Linked DNA regions of Homo sapiens: region 2 is linked to region 1. Evidence: read pairs that join two places in POLR2A ChIA-PET (ENCODE). Cell type or tissue: Caco-2. All regions are shown on one strand.

Region 1 (4,000 bases):
CATATTTTAAATTCTTCAGAATTCTGTTTAGGCCTTAAAGCATCTGCATTTTTTTGGTATTGAAAGCAGGAAAAAAATCCAAATGATGCAAACAACAACAACAACAACAAAAGCGACTTCAGCGTATTGAGTGCAGTCTGAATGGCCGTGGGGTGGGAACAGGGTATGTTAGAATGCAGGCTGTCTGCTCAACCCTCAGCAGGCCCATGGTCTGATAAGATAACAAAAGTGATTCTGGAAGTCTCAAAATGTTTATTAGAAATTTTTACTTGTTCCCAGTCCAACCAAAAGGCATTACAGACCACTCTGTAGGTTATTTCTTTTCATCTCAGTCTCACTAGACCAATACATTGATCACTTCTCTGTCCTGTACTCTGATATGAAAAGAGAGTGCATGGTGTTTGTGTAATCACATCAGCACATGAAGGACACAAACTGACATACAGAGTGCCACATAAAAGGCCAGGCACACCGAGAGAACGCGGAACAACGCGCAGCTTTCATAAACCAGCGCCAGCTATTCTAATATCCTGACATTTAAAATCTGCACTGTCAGAATCTGCAGCAAGCTCTCCCCTGTCTCCTAATCTCAGTGATGTCATCTTTGGCTAGCAAATAACTTGAAAGAAGAAATAAGACACTAAAACAGAAAAAGGATTGATAACCATGGTTGCCAAAAGGAGAAGGCACCAATTCCAAATTTACAAGCACCAGGTACAGTGATGTGGGCCGAACCTCTTGGAGGTGGGGGGGTGGGGGGGGTCAGGAAAAGATGGGGTGGCAACCACCCTGGGGTCACAATGCTGAAAAGTTGAAGGCAGAAAGCATTGAGGTCCACGTTCCCTTTAAGCTACAGTGTCCAACGACAGTTGCAGTAAATGATCTTTGTAACACTTGGGAAGGGAGAAGAGGGAGATTTAAGCCAACTCAATTTATAAATCATAACTGTACCCCATGTTTAGGGAAATGTGAGTTGCATCAGGATGCTTGGCATGATAAAGGTTATGATGCAGTCTGGCAATATATATTAGTTTCCAAAAAAGCGTATTATCACTTAGGTGGTTGTCTCAGAAAAGAACAAAAGAAACTTTCTAGAAGGCCAACAGGGTCGCGGTGACTCTGAAAATGACTCTATGCACAAAGTAGAAACTGCAGGCCATGCAGGAACAGAGTCGGGCCTTCCAAGGAGACTGCCTGCTCTGAAGCTGCTGACTGGGAAGAGCTGCCATTGGTGGGGCTCGGGGGCTCCGGCGGGAGAGGCGGTTCCCAGAGTCACAAGAGATGTGCAGGCCGTGAGACTTCCCCAGCACGTGGGCAGAGTGTGAGATGCAGTGGAGCTCTCTGGGAAGTGGCGCCAACATGGAGGAACGAGCAAAGAATTAAGGCAGATGGAGCACAGGACTGGAAGTATATGCCTTTTTTGGTAATAGCTGCTTGTCCAGAGAGATGTGATGCAGATGGCTAGGTGATGTCTCATAATACCTGATATCCCGGATAACACAGTAGTCCACACCAAGTGTTCAAAGCCACCAGTTTCTCAGGAGGCAGATGCATATCTGACATCCAGAACAGGAGCCTGAGGCCAAGAGGAAAAAAAAAAAAAAAAGGATCAAAGAGTAGGTAAACAACACAAGCTGCTATTTCCAGTGTACTGAAAAGAGAAGGTAGCCAGCAAACCTGCAGAGCAAACACCGAGTTCTTTTTTTTTTTTTTGGAGGGGAGACAGGTCTCACTCTGTCTCCCAGGCTGGAGTGCAGTGGCGCTATCTCGGCTCGCTGCAACCTCCGCCTCCTGGGTCAAGCGATTCCTCTGCCTCAGCCTCTCAAGTAGCCGCAACTACAGGCACCTGCCTCCACGCCCAGCTAATTTTTGTACCTTCAGTAGAGACGGGGTTTCACCATGTTGGCCGGGCTGGTCTCGAACTCCTGACCTCGTGATCTGCCTGCCTCGGCCTCCCAAAGTGCTGGGATTACATGTGTGGGCCCCCACGCCCAGCCCACCATGTTCTTAAGGGCAGGGCAAGCGTGTGGCCTCTCCAGCCAGACGTCTTGGCCTCAAACCCCAATATGTGCAAAGAAGTTATCAGTGTTTTTGAGTTTCAGTTTCTTCATGTGCAGAAGACACATAGTGATAATACCTACTTCACCAGGATTAAATTTAAGTGCCTGAAAACGGCCCGGCACAGTGGCTCACGCCTGTAATCCCAGCACTTTGGGAGGCTGAGGCAGGTGGATCACTTGATGTCAGGAATTCGAGACCAGCCTGGCCAAAAAGGCAAAACCTATCTACTGAAAAGAAATATTGGCCGTGCGTGGTGGCGCACACCTGTAGTCCCAGCTACTTGGGAGGCTGAGGCACGAGAATCAAGAGCTCGGGAGATGGAGGCTGCAGTGAGCTAAGATCGTACCACTGCACTCCACTTGCTCTGGGCAACAGAACAAGACTCCGTCTCAAAAACACAAATGAACAAAAAAACCTGAAAAGGGCATATAAGCACAGTGGCAGCCCTAACTCCTCTCACTGGCTTGAGGGCATGCTGTGGCACCCAGCCCGTTCAGCACCCAGTCACTGGTTCTAGCTGGGATACAGGAGCCCATACGATCCCAGGATCTTCTTTAAAAGCTATGAGGCATTTCCTAACTCCCCTCTCCCATTTTTTAAAAAGGACTCCCAGACCCAAACCTAAAGGCTGCATAGCGTCTTACTGCTCTCTGCCATGCTCATGGCATCTCATTGCTGGAGAAACAACTGGGCCATGCATCCAAAATCGCAAAGTGATTGTTCCTTCAGCTAAAAACCATACCATGTACAAGAACTGTTCTTAGATACAGGAGGAGATTTCTCCTCACTGGTAACAGACTTAATCATTTCATAATTTTAAGTGACATCTTTCTGTCCAATCCATGGCATCCTTTCTTCAGTGTAAGGTTGGATATGACACTGTTCCCAACCCACCCTTGTCCACGTCAAATAACTATGAATTTCAAAAGCTCAAAATGCCTTGGGCTACCTACCTGCCTCTAAGCCCTGAAGGAAATAATCTATAACTGACAGACCATTCTGTTACTAGAACTTCTAGGAATTCTCATGTTCTCCCTGTGGCTTCTGCATAATACATAAAACCTGAGGGCAGAAGGGACAGGCAAGACACCAGCAGACATCTTTCTCAGCTGTTGGACTCTACAGGACAAATAAAAAGGTGAAATTACACACACCCCAAGTTCTGTGGACTCACCAGACAGACAAGTAAGCCAGCATTCTAACAAGTTCCCTTAGGCCCTTGGACACAGAGAAGCAGCTGGTCACTAGATTAATTTCCTTCTGCAAACTAACATATGGAGAACATAAAACTAGGTGGCAGGGCAGGGGTGGCACTACAAGAAGCAGAAAAAGAAAGAAACTCAAGAAATAGGCCGGGCACGGTGGCTCATGCCTGTAATCCCAGCACTTTGGGAGGCAGAGGCGAGCGGATCACTTGAGATCAGCAGTTTTGAAACCAGCCTGGTCAACATGCCGAAACCCCATCTCTACTAAAAATACAAAAATTAGCCAAGCATGGTGGTGCACACCCATAATCCCAGCTACTAGGGAGGCTGAGGGCTGAGGCAGGAGAAGCACTTGAACCTGGGAGATGGAGGTTGCAGTGAGCCGAGATTGAGCCACTGCACTCCAGCCTGGGTGACAGAGGGAGACTCTGTCTCAAAAAAAAAAGAAAAGAAAGGTATGAGGGGGTACATTTTAAATGACTAGCGGAGTGAAAAAGTTTGTAAAGGGATATAAGGACTATGAAACTAAACACGAGTTAGATAATACCATTCTTCATTTTGTTTTGCAGAGAAGGCTGGGTAAATAGAGACATGGAAGATCAATCACCAAGGAAAAACTATGATCTGCTGCTTGGAGGAGCCATAACTAGACTGTGAAAAGAAAGACGGTACTTTGATAATGCAATCCACACGGTAAGTGGATCATTACGGAAGAACCTTCTGGGCTAATAACA
Region 2 (4,000 bases), 180 kb before region 1:
GCCCCGGCCCCTGCCTCACCTGTGTTCCGAGCCACTTGCCCCGCGCTCTTGTCCACGCTCTCCAGCTCGGTCACGCGGTTCTGGAGGGACTCCACGCTGCTCTTCATGCTGTCTGCTTCCTCCCAGTTCTGCCGGAAGGGCCGGATCTCCTTGTCAAGCTCCTTCAGTTTCTCTGCTTGGCTGTCTATCACTCGCTTCCAAACCAAAGGTGTTAAAAAGCAAAACACAGTTAGGACTCGGAAAATGCTGCACCACCTTCCATCAAATACAGACAGGCTAGGAGCAGAACAGTCAGAGGCCCCTGTATGAGGCCTGCCACCCGCGGCTCTGACTCCAGGAGTGGGGCTCTGCATCAGGCCTCCTGGGAGCTCCCTGGGATCAAGTGCTTGTGCCGGCAGGGAGCACTCGAGGTGACATGAAGCCACATGGAAGAAAACAACAGGAGGCTCCACTAAGTCAGCTTGCTTTGTCAACAGAGAGCCATCAGGAAAGCAAAGTGACAGGTGGCAAGTGTTCAGAAGACCAGGGGAGAGGTCTCCACTGTCTCTGGGGCAGGCAGCAGCTCATGCTTCTGCTGCCCACAGCAGGCTTCCCTGTTTCACAGTGGCACTGGTGCCGCCTGCCCGCCTGTTTCTCACACACCCACACCCTGGCATCAGCCAACCCCACCAGCTCTCCTGTTCAGATACCAGGATCCGACCTCACCCTCACACTCCCATGTGTCCCTCCCAGCTCTTCTCCCAGGCCACAGCACCTGTGCGGGGCCACAAGGCTCCCATGGACATCTCCTCTGCAGCCCTCGTATACCTCGGGGGCCATAATACAGAGGGTCCCTGCTTCCCAGAGAGGCCTCACCCCTGTAAGTGCAGGTCCCACGGGACAGGTGGCCCTGCATGGCTGCCACAGGGTCTCAGGTTTAGGATGCCAGAATCATGCCCATGTGGCCTCATCTTCCCTTGGAACGTCTAAAGGCCTCCTACCCTGCTGCTGGGTCTGGGGCAGAAGCACAGTCCTGTCTCTGTGGCTGCAGGGGGTTCCCCAGAACGACCCCAGGGTCCCAGGAGAAGACTCCCACTCCTCAGACCCCTCCCACCTGGATGGTGGCAGGAAAGGGCCCCAAGGCATGTCCTCAGGCCCTAGGTGAAACCCAGTGGGCCGATGCTGCAGACGCAGGGGTCTTCCCCCTCCAGCTCCACACTCAGGCTGCCAGGCCCCAGCGAGGGAGGCAGGAACGCAGAAACCCTGCCACGAACACACGAGGCTGCCAGTAACCAGGCCTGACTTTATGCTACTTCATTTAACTAATTCAGAAAGCCCTTTCCCAAAACACACAGGCTGCTCATATTTGTCACTACCTGGAGGGGTGGGAGCTGTACTCCGCCCTGGTGGCCCAGTCTGTGTTAAGGGGCTGGAGTGTCCACCTGTGAGATGAAGCCAGGGACTTAAAGGGTTTTCACTTCAAAAAATGATGTGCATTTTCAAGCAGCTTGTGATGGCTGGAGAGTTCAGTGCTCAATGCAGCTGTGGAATGACTGAGCCACCTCACAAGCTGAGGGCCACACCGGGTGCTCGAGGGGCGGGCCCCAGGGCCCCCTGAATTCACTTCTCCTTTTGGAAGTCTATTTTTAAACATCTAGGTTTCAGCACCTTTGCTGGCTGTTATTAACCACAAAGACACAAACATGACAGGTCTGGGTGGCTTTTTGGGCGTAAAAGCAGTGTTATTCTTCCTGTTCTTTCCAAGAAACATGATATTAGTTAACCTCTAAAAAGTAAGGATAATTTCTCTAAAGAACACCTCTTTCCACTGTCACTGTCCCTTTAAACTGACACTGTCACTGTCCCTTTATTTTACACAATCATACATGTTCAGAAGGATATTTAATTAGCTCACCAAGTCTATTTGCTGGGGGACAATACCACTGACGACACTGAACATCCAAATACACGGCTCCTCTAGTGAGCACCGGAAGCCTCTCGCATCTCCACCTTCTAACACGCACACTGAGCTGGCAGGGGTGCTCGCGAGTGGCAGGGGAAAGTTAATGAAAACCTGATCAACAGAGGTCTGAGAGACGCCCTTTGTAACTTAGCAAACCCCGAAATGAAGCATGAGTCCCAGGCAGGGTGGCCCAAGACAAGCTGCGCCTCACGCTGAGCCTCAGGCCCCCGAGGTTAAGAGGGGGATGGCACCGAGCCACCCCTCCCCGCGATTGTGCTACGCAAGGGCACGCCTGACCTCAAGCACAGAACGGGGAGTCTCCAGCAAGGACTCCCCCACACAGCAGGGGCCCCCGAGTCAGGAACACACAACATGCGTGCACCGCATGCACAGACCAGCACGACTAAATAAAAGGCGTCTCCATGAGCAGCAAGGGAACTCGGGCTATTTTTAAAACAGGCACTTCATCTGTATCAATGGCACCATTTCAAAGCAGAACGCAGAGTCACATCAAGTGTTCTCTAAAACGCAGCAAACGTGATTTCATCCTTGAAGAACGGTCTACACTCAGTCACTGCAGTTTCTATAAAAAATAAATCTCAAGTGCAGGTATGGAATTGTACAGAAAAAAGACTCCGACACAGAGCTGAAGAGACAGACTGCACTCCACATCAACAATCCAAATCAGAAGGTTTGCCTTCAGGGAGCATCAGCCCGTGAGCCTTATACACTTGCATGCCAGGGCTGCAACCGTGTCACCTGCTGTGATGCCTCACTCTCAGGCCACTGCGACCCTGGCACACAAGCCCGGCGCTGTGAGAAGCCCGGTGGTGCCGGCAGCCTGAGTGAAGGCCGCGTGGATGGACGTCCCTGCCTTCTGTCCCAGTGCGTGCTCCTCTACGTGTGCCCTGTGGACCCCCTGACTGTAAGAACCACCAGTTCATCTAGTCCACTGACACCAGAAGCCTGGGTCATGCTCGCACCTATGCTATCTTCTTTTTTTTCTTTGAGACAGTCTTGCTCTGTCACCCAGTCTCGAGTGCAATGGCGCAATCTTTGCTCACTGCAACCTCTGCCGCCTGGGTTCAAGTGATTCTTCTGCCTCAGCCTCCCGAGTAGCTGGGATTACAGATGCCTGCCACTGCGCCCAGCTAATTTTTCTATTTTTAGTAGAGACGGGGTTTCGCCATCTTGGCCAGGCTGGTCTTGAACTCCTGACCTCGTGATCCACCCGCCTCGGCCTTCCAAAGTGCTGGGAATATGGGTGTGAGCCACCGTGTCCGGCCTACCGGCCTAGGCTGTCTTTTTTTTTTTTTTTTTTTTTTTCCGAGACGGAGTCTTGCTCTTTCTCCCACGCCTGACTGCAGCGGCGCTATCTCGGCTCACTGCAAGTTCCGCCTCCCGGGTTCACACCATTCTCCTGCCTCAGCCTCCCGAGTAGCTGGGACTACAGGCGCCCACCACCGCACCTGGCTAATTTTTTGTATTTTTAGTAGAGACGGGGTTTCACCGTGTTAGCCAGGATGGTCTCGATCTCCTGACCTCATGATCCGCCCGCCTCGGCCTCCCAAAGTGCTGGGATTACAGATGTGAGCCACTGCATCCGGCCTGGCTGTCTTCTTAATAAAGAAAAACAGGATATTTAAGAAGTAAAATATTAAGAACTCATCGTTCCCCGGACAGGCAAAAAAGCAAAGACACTCTTGAATTCCACTCCTTGACCCCCTGCCTGCACCCCCACTGCCACAGCCAGGCCATCGGGCCCTCTGTGCTTCGACTCCCGCCATCACCAGGGCTTTAGGGTCTACTGGAGAATCAGACAAGGAAGAAAGAAGAAGACCCCAAGTGACGTGTGCCCTCATCACCTAGCTGGTCCACAAACATGGCTGGAGGAGTGCCTGGAGCTGGCCAGGAAGGGAAGCAGGAGAAAAAGACATCTGTGCAGCAGCATGGAGCTTGTCAAGGAACAATGAGCGGGTCCACTTTAGCGCAGGGAGTGGGGCGAAGCTGGGAAGGTGACCGGTGGCCAGGCACAGAGGTTTTCTGGGCCACAGTAAG

The links. ChIA-PET counts read pairs that join two places held together with the same protein. Peaks named below come from ENCODE experiments on the same cell type or tissue, not always from the same donor. Only the 100,000 strongest peaks of a DNase experiment are listed, where the experiment ranks them.
Region 2: POLR2A ChIA-PET joins it to region 1 with 6 read pairs; 3 of 35 experiments call an interaction of 5 or more read pairs at or near these places.

Annotation. Positions count from the first base shown.
Region 1 is chr14:102,724,044-102,728,043 of GRCh38, reverse strand. It overlaps RCOR1 (REST corepressor 1), which reads right to left. Exons shown (of 12, transcript NM_015156.4): 12 at 1-1,576. The coding sequence ends at 1,538. Among named protein-coding and RNA genes, the nearest start is that of TRAF3, 51 kb to the left of the region's middle. In Caco-2, no CTCF peak of the experiment used is centred here; a DNase peak (open chromatin) is centred at 1,777.
Region 2 is chr14:102,899,449-102,903,448 of GRCh38, reverse strand. TRAF3 (TNF receptor associated factor 3) reads right to left here. Exons shown (of 12, transcript NM_145725.3): 11 at 20-194. Among named protein-coding and RNA genes, the nearest start is that of AMN, 21 kb to the left of the region's middle. RefSeq lists enhancers at 1,516-1,945, 2,264-2,763, 2,764-3,265. In Caco-2, no CTCF peak of the experiment used is centred here; no DNase peak of the experiment used is centred here.